Regions from separate parts of the Homo sapiens genome. Here region 2 is linked to region 1. A link is a loop called in an ENCODE intact Hi-C map of the cell type or tissue named here. Cell type or tissue: heart left ventricle. All regions are shown on one strand. Links, peaks and the distances in the headings refer to the core of each region. The heading gives the core; the rest is flanking DNA.

The links. Peaks named below come from ENCODE experiments on the same cell type or tissue, not always from the same donor. Only the 100,000 strongest peaks of a DNase experiment are listed, where the experiment ranks them.
Region 2: it touches region 1 in a loop (2.8-fold over the local background); 19 of 110 quality-filtered maps call a loop at or near these places.

What each region holds. Positions count from the first base shown.
Region 1 is chr4:74,927,852-74,936,713 of GRCh38, forward strand. It overlaps PARM1 (prostate androgen-regulated mucin-like protein 1), which reads left to right and starts at 5,265. Exons shown (of 4, transcript NM_015393.4): 1 at 5,265-5,519. The coding sequence starts at 5,477. RefSeq lists silencers at 5,099-5,408, 5,989-6,038 and an enhancer at 6,149-6,198. In heart left ventricle, for the core only: CTCF peaks have their summits at 5,094 (motif pointing right) and 5,297; DNase peaks (open chromatin) are centred at 5,160, 5,610, 6,290, 6,800 and 1 weaker place; H3K4me3 peaks cover 3,174 bases; H3K27ac peaks cover 2,354 bases.
Region 2 is chr4:74,870,068-74,878,929 of GRCh38, forward strand. It overlaps LOC105377282 (a long non-coding RNA gene), which reads right to left. Exons shown (of 4, transcript XR_938886.2): 3 at 4,801-4,923; 4 at 1,683-1,940. Among named protein-coding and RNA genes, the nearest start is that of PARM1, 59 kb to the right of the region's middle. In heart left ventricle, for the core only: a CTCF peak has its summit at 4,889 (motif pointing right); no DNase peak of the experiment used is centred there.

The DNA.
Region 1 (8,862 bases), core at 307-8,306:
TGAGGGAGCCAAAGGGTGAAATGTTATGAACTGAATGTGTCCCCCAAAATTTACATGCTGAAGCCCTAACCCCCAATAGACTATAGTTGAAGATAGGGCTTTAAGTAAGTAATTAAGGTTAAATGAGGTTATATAGATGGGACTCTAATCCAACAGGACAGGTATCCTTATAAGAAGAGGAAGAGATACCAGGAGTGTGCACATACAGAGAAAAGGTCATATGAGAATATAGTGAGAAGACAGCCGCCTGCAAGACAAGGAGAGAGGTCTTACCAGAAACCAATACTGCCAGCACCTTTGAGACAGGAATAATACAGGGTGGTCACAGGAGAATAGAAAATTCCAGACAGCAGTTTTGCATGACTAGCAAAAGGAAACTGTTGAAATAGCTGCAGAAGCTAGGAACTGATAAGACCCTCAAAACCCAAGGTATGGACCCAGCTGGCTAAGACCAACTGGATCCAACATGGCACTGGATTTCACCTAGATTTCTCCTAGGACCTCGTTATATTATTGTTAACATTATCAATTACATACCCACCAGTGCCATGACAGTCCTGAGAACACCCATATTTGGTGTGAAAAAATAGGTGGCACCACAGTTCTGAGAAATCTCTAAATTTTTCCAGGAATTTTAATGAATATTCCACCCCTTGGTTAAAGAAGCCCATAAAGACAGAAACTCCAAACTCCATCAAACAACTCTGTCTTAAGTACCCCCACAATCCCCTTTCTTGAGTATATGCTTTTCACTTTGCAATAAATCTCCTACTGTCACTATTTTCTGACTCATTCTTGAATTCCTGCTTGCAATGGTGTCAAGAGCCTGAACACTGTTATCACCTTGGCCTTAGACATCCAGCTTCCATAACATGGAAAAAATACATTTATGTTGTTTAAACCACCTAGTTGGTGATGTTCTGTTATGGCAGCCCTAGCAGACTGATACAGAAACAAAGGAATAGAGGTGCCAAGTAATTAATTAGAATCACTCAGTTAGTAGATGGCAGAGGGGATTAGGACCCAACCTCTAACCACTGCAGCTCTCTCAGCCAAGTTATTCTCTCACTTAAGCCAAGAGTCCAGATGAAACCATCTCATGATATAAAGAATCCAGAAACAATACTTCTATATTACCTAAAATGTATTATCTAAAATTATAAAATATAATATATTCAGGATGTAAAAATCTATGTCAGCCAAGAGCAATTTTTTTGGTAAAATGTTAAAAGTCCACAACACTAAAAATTCATTTTAACAATGATCAAAAAAGAGTCAAAGTCAGTAAAAGGTAGATTTATGTGAGATTTTATCCCAGTGGAGTATTATAAAAGAACTAAGAATTCTACTAAAAAAAAAATGGCTTTTGCTGTAAGTCATAACTAAGGGTTACATGCAAATTCCATCCTTGACCCCACTGAGGAGTACTAGTTCCCCTGCTATTATATCTCATTGAATCCCTTAGTTTCCTTCAAAGTTTTATTCTGTATAAGTATTTCTCAGTTTCTTACTTTGTAACATTTGGATAATAATAGTATTTGGGGGGAGAAAAGATAATTTTTCTCTCTACCCCTTATGAGTTCTAAGCTGGGATCCCCTATAACAAAAGACAGATTAACAACAACAAAAACCCCACGAGGTTATTAACATGTATATTTCATATATATGTACAGGAGATAGTCAGGGAATTAGTAATTTTCAAAGAGGTGACTTTGAATTCAAACTTAAATATCATCTTCAGCTGAAACAAAGAAAGAGGAGTATGGGGGTAGGGGTGCAGTTATGAGGAAGTGACCAGGTAAAGCATGGCAAACAAAGGTAAAGTTTGTTATGCGTATTTAAGTCAGAGCCCTCTCCATTGATAAGAGTTTCCAGTAATTTAGTGCCATCCTTTTCTTCCTAGAATTCAGAGGAAGACATTTTTACAAATGAAAATTTCCTTTATAGATTTAAATTCACCCTACAAAAAGGTAATTCCACTCTGTTCTCAGAGTTGCTCCTATAGCTGCTGTTTCTCAAACAAATGCTTATACTGAAAAGGCATATTCTGAAGTGGCACATTCTGGTCTTCTACAGTATCTATCTCACAAAGTTAGAGTGTAGAAATGTAAACACATGACTGTACATAAAATGCTTGAAACAATTAATAAATTTTCATCATTATTATTATTGTAGCATTTAATATAATGTTATTGCATATGTCTTTGTGATTATTCATTCAATGTTTAACTCCCCACTACTAGAAAATAAGTTTCCTGGTGCAGGGACAATTAGCCCCTGTGGCACATATCACAATGTTCCCTGCTATAGAGTTCTCGTCTCTATCTGAGCACGCAAAAATAACATGCTTTCTTGCTTTCTTGAAGTTGGGCATGGCCATTGACTTGCCTTAGCCCATAAAATATGAACAGAATTGTCACTTTTAGGTGGAAGATTTAAATACTTAATTCTCCACTTCTCTCTTTCCCTAACTCAGTGGATGTGAAACTGTTAGAGGTGGATGTGAAACTGTTAGAGGTGGAAGTTATTTGAGTCACCGGCAGAGACTGCAGCAACCTCAATTCTTGCCTCGGAAGGAAGAATATAATTGAGGGGCATAAGGCAGAATAAGAGACTGAGGCAAGTTTCAGAGCAAGAGTGGAAGTTAATTAAAAAGCTTTAGAGCAGCAAGAAAGGAAAGCACAGTTGGAAGAGGCCTAAGAGGGCATCTTGGACGTCAAGTGCCCCATTTGACCTTGCACTTAGGGTTTTACATGCTGGTCTACTTCTGGCGTCTTGCATTGCTTTAATGCCCCCAGAAGGTCATATACCAGTTAAACTCCACCATTTTGCATCTTAATGCACATGCTTGAGTTCAGTCACCCACCTCCTGAGATCTTATTGGAAGCTGCTGATTACCAGTTTCATGTGTTCCCTATTTATGGGGAGATGGTCAGTCCCTCGTGCCAGCTGTAACCAATTATTATTTTAGAGAGACAGTTAATAACTGCCTGGCCATCACATGATGGTTACCTGACTTTCCTGGTGGGGTGTGGGGGGAGCCCTCTGCTGCCCCACTCATGCCTATCTAGCTACCTACTGTAACAAAAGCAGGTTTCGATATGGCGGTACAACACTGATCCTGAGGACAGCTACTCTGAGGAGTAACCTGGATCCATAGCAGACTTTGATGAGCAAAAAATAAACCATTATCGCTTAAGCTTGGGAGACTTTGGGCTGGTTTGTTACAGCAGCATAACCTACACTACCCTGGCTATTACAACCATTGTATTTCCATTGCCTAGCATAAGGGCTGGCGTAAAATAAGTGATTAAATATGCTCTGACTAAATTAATTAATAAATTAAAATTTTTAATCAGCAATTAAAATGAACTATTTTAATCAAAGAAATTATTTCAACTCTATCCTGCGTACAATAGAAAAGTTTTGGAAATTTTCACTGATTAGTGTGTAGGGGTCATGATTCTTTGAGTACCAAACCATTATCTTAGATATCAAGGTTAGAGTTGCACATGCTTCGCACTCCAGAAAGACTCCTTCAAGTTTTGCTGAATTTCAATTGAATAAATTTTTTCTGTGAAGTGGTCTTCAAAAACCTATATTTCTGCCATAGAGTCACTTACTTAACCTGCCCTATTTAAAGGGGCTAATGCCTGATAGAATGTCGCTGCATAACTCCATCTGTGTGTGGTCCCTGCATCCATGACAACCAAAACCCAGATGCAGAAATTGTTCCTAATCACATAGATTACCCTAGAAACCGGAAGGGCCTTGAAGTCAAAAGCATTCAGAGAACATGCTGAACAAATTGAATTTGCAGTTTATCTGGCCAGGGAGGATGGAGAGGGGATGGGCACTTGGTCTGAGTATTTTTTGTTTCTCATTCCAACAGAAATTACTAGATTTACCAAAACAAAGAGAAAAAAATATGATCCAAATTTAATCTGGTTGTGGAAGTGTGAGCAAAATCTACAAGTGGTAGTGTGATAGAGTCAGGCAGAGGAATTGACCATAGATAAGGTGCTCAGGACTCCTAGAGTCAGCTTCTGGTATGTGAGAAAGAAGTGAGAACAGAGCCCATGGCATATGAAGAAGATATTACAGAAAAAAGAAAGCTGCCTTCCACGCAAATCATTTCTTTACAAAGGCTTGTTAACTCCTGCAGTGCCCCAGCTCTAGTGACTAGGGGACCAATAGGTTCATTAATAACAGAATTGGGAGAGAACCTGGCATCTGCTTTGATCGAAGTGTGAGAATTAAGCAAGCCTAAAGTGTAGCAAGAGCAGGGAGGGAACTGAATGAAAGGTCAGTTCTAATCTGTAGGCTTTGGAGAAGCTTTGGGCTCTTGAGAGGGAGTAGAGTACAGAGGCTGAGCGGGGTGCCTGGGCAGGCATCTTATCATTACTTGCGAGTTGTGTGAACTCGGGCAAGTTAAACTTCTCTGTGCTTCTACTTTCTCCCCTGAAAACGAGGATATAATCTCCAAGGATTGTTGTGAGAACTAAATGACTTGGTTGATTCCTGAACAGCACGTTGTCCAGTGCCTAGCACATAGCAATCACTCAGGAAACGTCAGCCTTTATTATGGGCCTAGTGCACAAACTATTCTTACCAGTTATGCGACCTTGAGAACATTGTCTTCTCTGTGCCTTCATTTTCTCACCTGTAAAATGGAATAATAATAATTCTTAGAAGGATTCATGAAACAACGCCTAGTAGGGTGTCTGGCTTAGTTATCCCCCCGACAGTATTTTCTTCTAGTAAGAAGCTGAATGCAGCGGCAGACATCCTGGTTCGGGCCCCAGGAAGCTCAGCCGGGTTTAATGTGGATGAGGGTTTAATGATGTACACGCAGAAGTGTTTTGACAAATGAAGAAGGTCCTCATTCTTGGAACATGTGCCGGTTCTCCGAGGGAACTCCTAAAATGGCATAAGGTCACCTTTTTAAAGGCTGTAAGCTCATGTAGGAAAAGCTGAGCTAGATTCCTAAGGGCAGAGATGTGCTCACATTTCTTTGCATCCCTAGTTCCCAGCACAGTGCAAGGCGCTGCAAACATTTGCTGAACCCAGGGTCTCGTGTCTTGACTGTCCAGCAGAGGCCGCTCTGGGCCGGGGCTCTCGGGACCTGAGGGCTGAGAGAAGGAAGGCCAGGGGGTGGCCCAGTCATCGCCGCGGGGCCCGGGTGGGAGGGGTTTGGCAGCGGCAGGCGCGGCGGCGGCGGCGGAGGCGGAGGCGGCCCCGGGCTCGGGCGGCTGGGATGGAGCAGAAGAGCGCGGAGCACCGGAGGGCACGCAGCTGACGGAGCTGCGCTGCGTTCGCCTCGTTTGCCTCGCGCCCTCCACTGGAGCTGTTCGCGCCTCCCGGCTCCCACCGCAGCCCACCCGGCAGAGGAGTCGCTACCAGCGCCCAGTGCGCTCTGTCAGTCCGCAAACTCCTTGCCGCCCGCCCCGGGCTGGGCACCAAATACCAGGCTACCATGGTCTACAAGACTCTCTTCGCTCTTTGCATCTTAACTGCAGGTAATTGGCGCCATCCTCCCGGAAGGGCAGGTCGCGGGGTGGGCCCCAGTAGCTAGCGCGTGGTCGGGGCTGAAGCTAGGAGATCCGGCAGTGAGTCGCCGCGCGCCTCCGGGTGAGTGCGCAGGTGTGTGCGCACTTAGATTTGGGGTGACGTGCACCTTTGGCGGTCCCGAACCGTACTGAGGGAGGGGACGATGGGGTCCTTCCTGCCGCAGCCCGCGCCCGCACAAACTCCAGCTTTGTAGAACAGGTGGCTGTCTTAGCTGCGTGTTCGAACCCAGAGTGGGCAACACGGACTGCGCCTCAAGGCTTCTCTTTCTTCACCAGGGTTTCGGAGCGCACTCTGCCAAAGTACGGGACCAGACTTCTTGTTGCCGTTGGGCCCTGGAAGGGATGAAAAAGCCGGGGAAGTGGGGGTGGGAGGTTCGCATCTGGGAAGGCTTCAGCAGCGGCTGCGCGCCTGGCGGGGCTGGTTTGCTTTCTCGAGTCTTGGCGGTCTCTGATCTCCGGCGTCCCTTCCTAGTTATGCTTAGGATGATGTGGCACTAACAGCAGCGGCCCGGCCTTGGTCAGGCTCGCAATCGTCACTGGGGGTAGCAAGGCTACCTTCTGCCCCAGAACTCCCCAAAAACGTATCCCATAGAAGAAACTATTAACTTGGCTAAACTAGCATCCTCTCCCCTCCCCCTGCACCACCTCTGAAAGGCTTCGTAGGAGCCACTCTCGGGTTTCGGGACCACAGACGGCGACGACCTCTGGCAGCGGGGATGGGGAAGAGGGGAGCCAGATGACTGAGCTCGGCTTGGCGGGGACCGGGGAGAGATTCAGAAAGACGCTTTGAATCTAGAGTTCAGGTACCTATTTTTTCCAGAAAACGTCTCCCGAAAAGGGACAACTGGCTGTGGATATGGTGCTGCTGGGAAAAGTAGCCCGACTGCGCGGCCACTGGCATTTTCAGTTTAAATGTGACCCAAAGTCACATAGCGCAAACCGATTCTACTCGTGCTTTAGTCTGTATATCCTCCCTCTGAGTTCGTCGGGTTCCTACAGTTGTGGACACGAGTCGTCGCAATCCCTTGAAAAGAAGCTAGCGGTTTTCAGGCAGCTCACAGTGGGTAATGCAGTTATAAGGAAAAGTTTCCCAACTTGAAACTATAGCGTATTTTCTCTACTTAGTGAACGTCCGTCTGAGAAAACCTCTTTCTCGCTGGTATCTCGGCACGGTTTGGAGACGCGTCCGCGGACAGTTCCCGAATACTCGCAGGCGGCTTTGGCTGCCCAGCCTCGGGCTGAGATGAGAGAGCCTAGGTCCGGCAGGTGCAATAGGCAGCGGAGCTCCCGGCTGGCTGCGGGTGGTAATTCCTGTAATCCTCAAAGCAGGAGATGCTTACGTAATGACACGGAAGGTACCTTTACTTCTCCTCACTCAAAAATCTTTTCTTGAGGTTCAGAAACCCTTGAGTGAGTCAGTAGAGAGGTTCGTTTGCAAATTTGATTTAGTGGCTTGTCTTGTTTATTTAATCATTTCCTTTTTTAAACAGCTCTGGCAGTTGTCAAAACCGGGATTAACCCTAACAAACAGTGTATTGTAGCTTCCCCACCCCCACCCCAAGAAGCTCTTTTTTCTTTTTTTTTTTTTTCTTTTTTCTTTTATTCAGCGTTACAGTTTAGCTCCGCTATTCCGGGAGGAATATCACCCTTGACCCACCGCTAGAGCGAGGAGACTGGTGGGCCAGGGACCGGCTGAGCACCACTCCTACCCCCACGCACTAATTAGGATCAGAGCCCAGATGGTCACAGCCTTCCAGCTGTGAGGCTCGAGACTCAGGAAGACATACTGCCTCATTTCCCTAGTTATGCTTCGATATGCATATCCCAAGCTGAAAATGATGAAGCTAATGGACACTGCATTCCCCCTGAAGTTTGTGCCTTTGAAGGAATCTCTTTAAGACGTCAGTTTGTTGTTAGAGCTACTTTGCAATAAATCGTCCGAAAAAATAATATAAAAATTGGCATAAATACCTCATGAGATTCTTTGCACCTTAATTTTAAGGTGTTTTCAGAATGTAAAATATCATTTTTAAAGAAAAAAATAGACGTGTTGGTAAAGAAGAAAGGGATGAGGGCTCTTGAAGTGAAAGTGCACACACATGTGTTTTGGGGGCTTATCCCAGAACTCCCCTAGCAAATCTCTAGTTAGTTTCACCAGGCCTTGTGTCTTTTCTGTTTCCTTCTCATTTTCCTCCTCTAGCCATAGGCTTCAACAATATTTCTGTAAAATTCTTAAGGTGATACTTTCTTGAGCCAGGAACAGCATTAGGCAGGGGCCTGTTTTTTGGCTCAACAAATCCTCTCAAAGTATACATAGTATTTCCTCCAGCACATACAATGGACACTTGCAAATATGTGTGCGTTGTCAACAAGCCAACAAGGGTAGATCTCTACATGTATTCACTCGGGTATATATAAATATATTTATATATTTTTAGACAAAGGGTCTAGCTCTGTCACCTAGACTGGAGTGCAATGGCGCGATTCCAGTTCCACTGCAACCTCGGCCTCCCCATCCTCTCATCTCAACCTCCTGAGTAGCTGGGACTACAGGTTCACACCACCATAGGCAGCTAAATTTTTTTATTTTTTGTAGATATGGGGGGTATTCCTATGCTGCCCAGGTTGGTCTTGAACTCCTGAACGTAAGTGATCCTCCCACCTTGGTCATCCAAAGTACTGGGATGACAGATGTGAGCCACTGTGCCCAGCCTCACTTCTATTTCTAAAAGGAGAGAGAAATCTTAGATGGTCTTCAGTTCTCTCAAGGTTGATTATGGTAGAAAACTAGATGTCTATTCTATAAACCATTTTCAAACACTTCTTATGCCAGGATAAGGCATATTGGAGTACTGATTCCAGATTAAAATACAAACCAGAGCCTCCAACCTTTATCCCCAAAACCAAGAAGGGAACGAGAATGGCAGGCCCCTGGTAGCTTCCACATTTATCCCTCTCCTGCTCCCCTCGGGATTCTCTTCCTTTGTTCTTGCCACCATGGTTGTTACATTCAAGTGTTTTTTTTTTGTTTGTTTTTTTGTTTTTTTTTTGAGATGGAGTCTCTCTCTGTCTCCCAGGCTGGAGTGCAGTGGCGCGATCTCAGCTCACTGCAAGCTCCGCCTCCCGGGTTCACGCCATTCTCCTGCCTCAGCCTCCCGAGTAACTGGGACTACAGGCGCCCGCCACCACACCCGTCTAATTTTTTTTGTATTTTTAGTAGAGACGGGGTTTCACCGTGTTAGCTAGGATGGTCTCGATCTCCTGACCTCGTGATCCACCAGCCTCGGACTCC
Region 2 (8,862 bases), core at 397-8,396, 58 kb before region 1:
GTAATAGCAGCCAATATTTATGGAGCACCAACCTGTAACAGATGCTGGGCTAAATGATTTATGCCATTTTAATCATTTAATCTTCACAGTCTGCCTATGAGATGGAGACTACTATTACCAGCAAAAGGAAAGTGCGTCTCAACAAGGTTTCTATAGTGAGAAATGGAAGAAGAATTTGAATCCTATAATGAGAAGAGGAGGAAGGGTTTGAATTATCAGATTGGTTCGAATCTCAATACTGCCAACTGCTACATCTTTATTTCAATTAAAATAAAACACCCCCAGCTCATGCATTTACCTACGAGCTTCAATCTACTTTGTTTCTAGGCTTGCTCTCATTACGATAAATTGCCACTTTCAGCTCTCTCCAATTTTTGAGACTGCTCTGACCTTTGATGTTATCAAATTTGGTTTCTCTTGCTTGACTCTTTATGTACTCTAAGAACTTTGGCTGACATTCAACCTCCAAACTGAAAAGCCCTCCTGATGACCATGTGCAAGATATTCCACTTAAGCATCCAATGACTCCAACCCCGGATCTGGTTCTTGCCCCCTCATGAGAAGGATTAGGACTTGAGCCAGGCCAAACCTTCCTCAGTGCCCTTAGCATCCCAGACCCCCACCAGGAAATGTCAAAGACAATATATGTCAAGTCAAAGCATCAATACTTTTATATTTTTGTTATTTTTTAAATGAAAATACTATTTTATGTCATATATATATATATATACACTGCTTGGTATTAGAAGTGCTGTTGTCATGTCAGAGCATTTGTCGGATCTAGTCTTATGCCTATCCTGTATTTTGTTTCCAGTACAACATTCTATGGAAACCTTATTTTGCACAGGTATATTATAGCAAAGATAACATAAAACAAAAGTTTCTCAATATTTAGGTGGTTCTACATTTTGCCATTGATAAGGTTTATTTCATATTGAAAAGCACAATTCTCACCTTTTAAGACAGCAAAGGCTACAATTGTTCACTTTCTAAAGATTTGATTTATTTACATAAACTATGAGGCTTACACCTCATAAGGAATACATTTGTATAATATGAGTGTTTAACTCATTACATTGTGATAATATCACAAATTTGTTGCAAGTTTACCACTCCAGACAACATAGACAAGGAATCTTAATTGGATTGCCTACATTAACCTAAAGAGGTATTTCTAAGTCCTCACTCTGCATCAGTGCATAAATCAAACCTCAGGGGTTTCTACATGTAGCTTCCTAAAACTTTTGGCACACTTTGTTTTAAGCAGATAATCTAAAAATAACAAGAACAGCCAAGAAAATGTATGTAATTTGTTTTTAACATATACATTGTAAATACATTTTAGAAAAAACATTTTTGGAACTTCTCTCTTCCTAAAAGAGCAATTCACTATATCTTAAGGAGCACTAAAACTCCTTTTCTTCTTATTAAATTGATACAGAGTCTCTGTCTCTCAGGCTAGAGTGCAATGGCACGATCATAGCTTACTGTAACCTTGAACTCCTGGGCTCAAGTGATCCTCCCACCTCAGCCTCTCAAGTAGCTGGGACTACAGGCGTGTGCCACCATGCCTGAAAGAGCACTAGAATTCTTAAGTACTATGAACAATCTGGGAAATTATATGTTAAACTATTATTCCTTGACAGTAATATGTGTACATTCAAACTTCTGGGAGAATGCCTTAACTCAATGGCTTGAAAGATTCCTGCCCAGAATGCTAGCAACAAAAGTGGATCAGGGAACTTCTAGTCAGCTTTGGGTATTAATCCCACTAAAACAGTTTCCATTCTTGGGGCTTGGTTATCAGGAGTCTGAAGTGCAGTCGTGGGTGTAGTTATGGCCAACTAGTAGAATGGAAGGATTTGGAGCTTGAGTCAAACAGTCCTGTGTTTGAATCCCTGTCATCTTTTAAAAGTTGTTCCCTCTTTGTTCCTCATCATCTGTAACATAGACATAATAATAACACACATGTGCATTTTAAATAAATAACATGAGTATCTATTACACACCAAGCTCTGTCCTAGATTATAATAATATAGCTGTGAAAAAGACAGACCAGGTCCTTCTGGGAGTTTACAGCCTAGCAAGGAGAAGACAGATAATTAGGAAACAAGGAAACTAAAAAGATAATCATAGTTTGTGCCTAGTACTCTGAAGATAATAAAGCCAGCTAATGCATTAAAGCTGTGCTATCAGATATAGTAGCCATTAGCTACATGTGGCTATTTAAGTTGAAATTGATTAAAATTAAATAAAACTAAAAATTCAGTTTCTCAGTTGCAGTAGTCACATTTTAAGACCTCAATGGCCATATGTAGCTAGAAGTAAAATTTTTCTGTCATCACAGAAAGTTCTATTGGATAGCACTGTTAACTAGATAAGGAGAGTTTGGGGCAAGGGAATACTTTAAATGATATTTATGTATATAAATAGCTGGTTCAATGCAGAAAACAATCTGTAGTGGGATCCAATATATTGGAACTATTATTATGTTAACATATCTTATGAGTCTATATACTTTTGCCCACTTTATTCATCAATTTATAAAGCCTTGGAATAAATCCATTTAAATGTAGCTAATTTGTTATTTCCAATTTATGTACTACTAATATCTAAAGTTCTAGGTTAATAACTTAAGCTCAAGACACTTACGAAAAGTATTTTTTTCTGCATAGGCTTCTTGATTCAAATAAAAAAGGAAATTATTTTCTTAAAATTTTGATGAATGATAAGCCTCAGAAAGTAGCCAAGTGCATTAGGCAGAAAGGACAATGGAAGCAATTTCTTAAAGGTTGAAATCATATTTGAAGTCAAAATAGATAAGGCTTAACAAGGTTCTAAATTCAAAAAGCAAATTCTTCTGTCCCTGATTTTCTGTAACTCTGACACTGATAACTCCACCTACCACATCTTAAAGATCTTTATGACAATCACAGAACTGGTATTATAGTCCCCAAAAGCTATGTGTAAAGCAGTATTTGTGCATCGAATCATACTTCCCAGTGCATGTTATTTTGAGAATATGTTTTACTTAGATAAAAGAAAGTAGCACCAATACAGAAAAACAACCTTTGAGGACTTACTGAATTCCTGGAACATGCCCAATGAAACATGCCAAAGAGAAACAACTACTTTAGAACTAAAAGTTTGTAATACTCACTTTAATACAGTGTGCTATGTAAATTTATTTTTTAATATGTTAAGATAATAGTCTGATTAATGTTTGAGTCCATTTATATTTGTAAATTTATTTAAGAAGCACACACGGGTTAATGTATACCAGCCAGATTTCATTTCTTTTCTTTAAAAATGACTAAGCAGAAACATTAACTGTGTTTGACCCAAGAATTTAGTAGAATTAATTCAGTGAAAAATCTCTATGGAGATATGTTTTCAGCTTAAGCTGGAGGATTAGTCGAATCTCTGTTTCCCAATCTAATAGTAATGGTGTTAATGCCTGTAAGTGTGGAAATTATAAACTACTCTATAACAGCCATTAAAGTTTTGTTGACCAAATGGCTAAATGAAAAAAACAGGTTAACCATCTCATTAGGAGAAGTGAAAAGTGTTGATTGAGCCAGCAGGGAACTCCGAAAATGATTTCCTCTTCTTGGAGCTACCACCTGGTGCCCTTAGGGTAGACAGAAGTGACATGTTAACCATGTATATGGAAATTGTGTCCAAATGTATTAAGTGAACAAATGTGAAACAGAAAGCTCTGTAGGAGGAACACCTTCTAGCTGGGTTTGGCTAGCCACACAGCTGCTCCTAGGACCCAAGGGCAGCTGCTCTTAGCTCCATTTAAAGAAACCCGTGAGAGCACCTTCAATCTTCTCTTTGTGGGCTAATTACCCAGTGAAGCAAGCAAAGCAGTCTCTGTGTACCTTTTCATTGTACAAAGAAAAATCTCAAAGCTATGTCTTGAAAAAGCTTTAAGAAATGGACTGTGTCCAATTATAAAATAGAGCTCTGGTTACTGCACATACTGCACAGTGATTTGAATTGCATCATCTTCCACATCCCCACCAACAACTCTTGGGAGCAAAATATAAGCCTTAGAACAAATTAATAACTCTTTAGGGTCATGCAACAAATAACATGCTTTTTATCTTAGCCACAAGACTCATTAGCAAACCTGAAGTGGCAGCTGCATGCTCTGGCTTCCTGGATTATTCCTGATCCCAAGAACACTAAAGCAATTGTTCACGATCCTTTGCACTGATATTCTGTAGAAGTATGTTTTTAATAAAGTTCTAGGATAGATATCTTAAAAGACGTGTTACTTTAAAAAAAAAGTTGATACTGATACTCTACCATGCAGGTAACCATATTTATAAAATATTTATGGTGGCATTTCTTTCTGGTTCCCAAAGTATTATATGTTCATGCCTTTGAAAGGAGGAAATACACAGAAAGCCAAAATGGAGATTGTGAAGTTTTACTTGCTTTTTAACTGTGTTTGTTCACTTCATAATATATTATAAACATTTTCCCATGTCATTAAATGTTCTTCTAAAGCGTGAGTGAATAGTGGTACAGAACACTCCAATTTTAACAATTCCTATTTTTGAACATTTGTGGTAGTTCCAATTTTGCTATTATAAATAACACTTTGAGAAACATGCTCATACATAAATCTGTCTGCTTATGTTTCTTTGAGATTATAAAAGTGGAAGCACTGGGTCAAAATATTTTAAATATTTTTAAAGATTTTGATAAGGGTGGTTAAGTTCAAACAGCCACTCTGATTTATGAATAAGAGAAAAGGAAAAATAAATAATCATGCCATGGAGTATTTACTGGAAGGAGCTGAACACAAAATGGCCAAGCCTTCGCTTTCATAGAGTTCTTCATTGCAAGGGCAGTGATTGATCCTTCTTGACCACCAGATGGCAGTAGAGAACACAGCAAACTGAACAAGACCTAGAGGAGAAGAGGAATCCACTCTTATTTAGCCTTATATACTTAGCCATTGGTTTTTCCTTGGGCAACTAGGAAGATTGGGCCTATCATATAAACAAAAAATAAATAAATATTATCAATCAGATCAGGCACAAAGACATTGGAGGAACACTTGCCTTTCATTGGACCTGGTGTTGAGAGCCACTAATCTGTTTTGCTTTATGTTTTCCTAAAGTTCTCTTCACACATTGGTCTCACTGCTGATCTTTTTCTGAAGTAGGTTTTGGTTTCTCTGGAAGCAGCCAAACATTTTATGTGAACCCCTGTACTTGCTCACCAGCTCACAATGAGGCAAAGTCTGGGTAAAATGAAATACTTTCACTAATGTCTTTGGGTTTTCCTATTTACTAGCTAAACAGGAAGTCACCAAGCAAAGAAGAGTGGCTGCTGTGAGATACCCCTCCACATTGACCTTAGACAGTCATTATTATTTATTCTGACTTTAGCGGAAAGAATACTTCCTTGCCTCCTTTTCCTGTCTCTGAGGAAAGGATATTCCAGACTCTAATGCATTTGGAGTTTCCAAAGATATGGTAGAGCTGTTCTCAAGATGCCTGAGACATGCAGAAAGCTTCATGATAGCTAGCACAGTGATGCCACAGCTGCACCAGCCAAATGCAATTGGAGTTTCTATTCAGTTTACTAGTGCAGCTACCTGAGCAAAGTACAGATAAAAAGGAAGTAACAACACAAGGGTGCCTCGTACTCCTGTTACCATTATGAAATTGAACTGAGACTTTAGTCTAGAATTTGCAGAGGCCAATTAGAAGGATTTGTTAAAAATATTAGTGCTCTTATCATAAAAACATCTATATGAACAACAAAAATATAAACAAAGAATAAGTAGTCTACTATTTGAGAGTAAGGATACTAACATCTGTTGAGTAATAATCCCTTCTTAAAACACCTAATAAGGGAGTATTAAAAAAAATGGAGATCAGGAAAAAGTCCTGAACCTACAATCAAAAATTAAATTGTACAGTATATGAGGTTCATTAAGCCACGTTCTTTACATGACTTCAAGTTTCCCTTTAAACAATTGGGCAATTCAGCTGGCAGAATAGAAAAAGTGAATGTTCTTTCGGCCTACACTCGTAGAAATACAGTGAGTGTAGTTACAGGAAACTTCTACCTCGCAATCAGAACACATTTGGAATATTTTGCTCAATTCAGAGGAGCAATGACAAACTGGACTCCATCTAGAACAAAGCAGTAGAGTATCAAAATCATGTCCTTTCTACAAGGAATGAAGGTTCCCCTGAAGAGAAGACTTAGGTAACAATATGATAGTTCTCTTTGAATACTGAATGACTCTTTCATAAAAAAAATGGAATTTATCCTTCCCTCTGTAGTTCACAGAACTAGATTCAATGAGTGAAAGTCATAACTTGCCAGGATTTTCATATACCCCCAGGGAGCACCTGTTTCCAATTCCCACAAAGGTACACTGTGGGCTAGTCAAGGCCATGTTCAAAAATTACCATGAGATCCAATCAACAATGGAAGGGTTGCCTGGAATGCAATGAGCTCATGAAAGGTTTTGAGCAGCCTGAGTAATTATTTTGGCATGAATATTCTAAAAGGGGCTCTTAAACTTCGGGGTTTAAGACTTTCATGGAGAAAGATGATCCATGAAAGTTCTTCCAACTCTAAGATTCTGTAATTCCTTAAAAACCAGAAATAAATCAGGAATTGCAAAAATAAGCTAACATATTCAAGGGAAGTTTTTTTTTTCAACTTTTATTTTAGGTTCAGGGGATATATGTGCAGGTTTTTCACCTGGGTATATTGCATGATGCTGAGGTTTGGAGTACAAATGATCCCACCACACAGATACTGAGCATAGTATCCAATAGTTAGCTTTTTAACCCTTGTCCCTCTTCCTACCTCCCCCCTCTAGTAGTCCTTAGTTTCTGTTGTTTGCCATCTTTGTGTCTGTAAGTATCAATGTTTAGTTCCCACCTGTAAGTGAGAACATGTGGTATTTGATTTTCTGTTGCATTAATTCTCTTAGGATAATGGCCTCCAGCTGCATCCATGTTGCTACAAAGAACATGGTTTCATTCTTTTTTATGGCTGCCTAGCATTCCATGGTTTATATGTACCACATTTTCTTTATCCAATCCATGGTCGATGGGCACCTAGGTTGATCTATGTCTTAGTGCTGCAATAAACATGCAAGTAAATGTACCTTTTTGGTAGGAAAATTTGTTTTCTTTTGGATATATACCCAGTGATGTGATTGCTGGGTCAAATGGTAGTTCTGCTTTAGGTTTCTCTGAGAAATTTCCAAACTACTTTCCACAGCAGCTGAACTAATTTACATTCCCATTGACAGTGTATAAGCATTTCCTTTTCTCCACAGCCCCACCAGCGTCTGTTGCTTTTTTACTTTGTAATAATAGCCATTCTGACTGATGTGAGATGATATCTCATTGTGGTTTTATTTGCATTTCTCTAATGATTAGTAATGTGAAACACTTCTTCATATGTTTCTTGGCCACTTGTATGTCAGTAGGGAGAACATTATTATTACATTGGCTTAGGTTAAGATACCAGATTCTTGAATTCCTAATGCAAGACCAAATCTTAAGCCAATAGAGTTTCAGGAGTAAAGATGAGGATAGGGACCTTGTGCAGCTTGAAGAAAACAGTATTGGTTGACTTTCTTAGAGGCAGAAAGGGTCATGCTGAAGTTAAGTAGAATCAAGTTTTTTTGGGTGGTTTTGTTTTGTTTTGAGACAAAGTTTCACTCTTGTTGCCCAGGCTGGAGGGTAATGGCATGATCTTGGCTCACTGCAACTTCCACCTCCCAGGTTCAAGTGACTCTCCTGCCTCAGCCTCCCAAGCAGCTGGCACTACAAGAGCACAGCCGGCTAATTTTTGTATTTTTAGTAGAGATGGGGTTTCATTATGTTGGACAACCTGGTCTCAAACTCCTGACCTCAGGTGATTTGCCCACCTTAGCCTCCCAAAGTGCTGGTATTACAGGCATGAGCCATCACACCCAGCCAGAATCAGGTTTTAAGAGCCAAGAATGAAGAAGGATACCAAGCCATCTCCACAATGTGACATGGGAACACTAGGAAAAGCCATATACATTTTAAAAACTTCTTTACATCACTGTTGATAACTGAATGTCAATAATTGAAGCTTTTAAAAAGAGCTGCACCCTCCCTATTTTGAAACTTTCTTTGTCCATTTTCTTTTCATGATTGTGCACTCACCCAGATCTCTTACAATTGTGCTCTATCTCTTTCCTAGGCTCCTATTTCACTGGTCATTCCCTAAATGCTCGTATCCCACTAAGTTCCATCTTCTGCCTGTGGCTCTTTCTTCTCACAAGCAACCTCTGGGTGAAAAACAAAAAACAAAACAACAACAACAACAAAAAAAAAAAACTGCTCTTAGGTGTTACTAACCTTTGAATGGTGGTAATTTTCCAACTCTAAATCCTCAGGCCAGACTGATATAAACAAGCACCTGTTGGACAGCTCCACTACGGTGTCCCATGGGCCCTGCAAAAGTCAACATGTCCCTAAACAAAGGCAGAATATCCTTCCTCGCACTTCACTATAGCACCTGCTCTTCTTTCTATAGTGACCATTTCCATTAAGGACATCAGAATGAAACTAACCACTCAAGCCAACAATCTAAATATCCTAATTTTCCTCCATCTTTCTCATCTCCCATATTCAAGCACCAAGTTCCACAAATTCTAGTTTCTCTAAATTTTTCAGATTCATTTCATCTGAATTTTTTCTGCTGTGTCCTCACATGGTCTTTTCTCTGTGTGCCCGCATCCTTAGTGTCTGTTTTTGTGTGCAAATTTCCACTTCTTATAAGGACACTTGTCAGAGTGAATTTGAGCCCACCCTAACAGCCTCATTTTAACTTAGC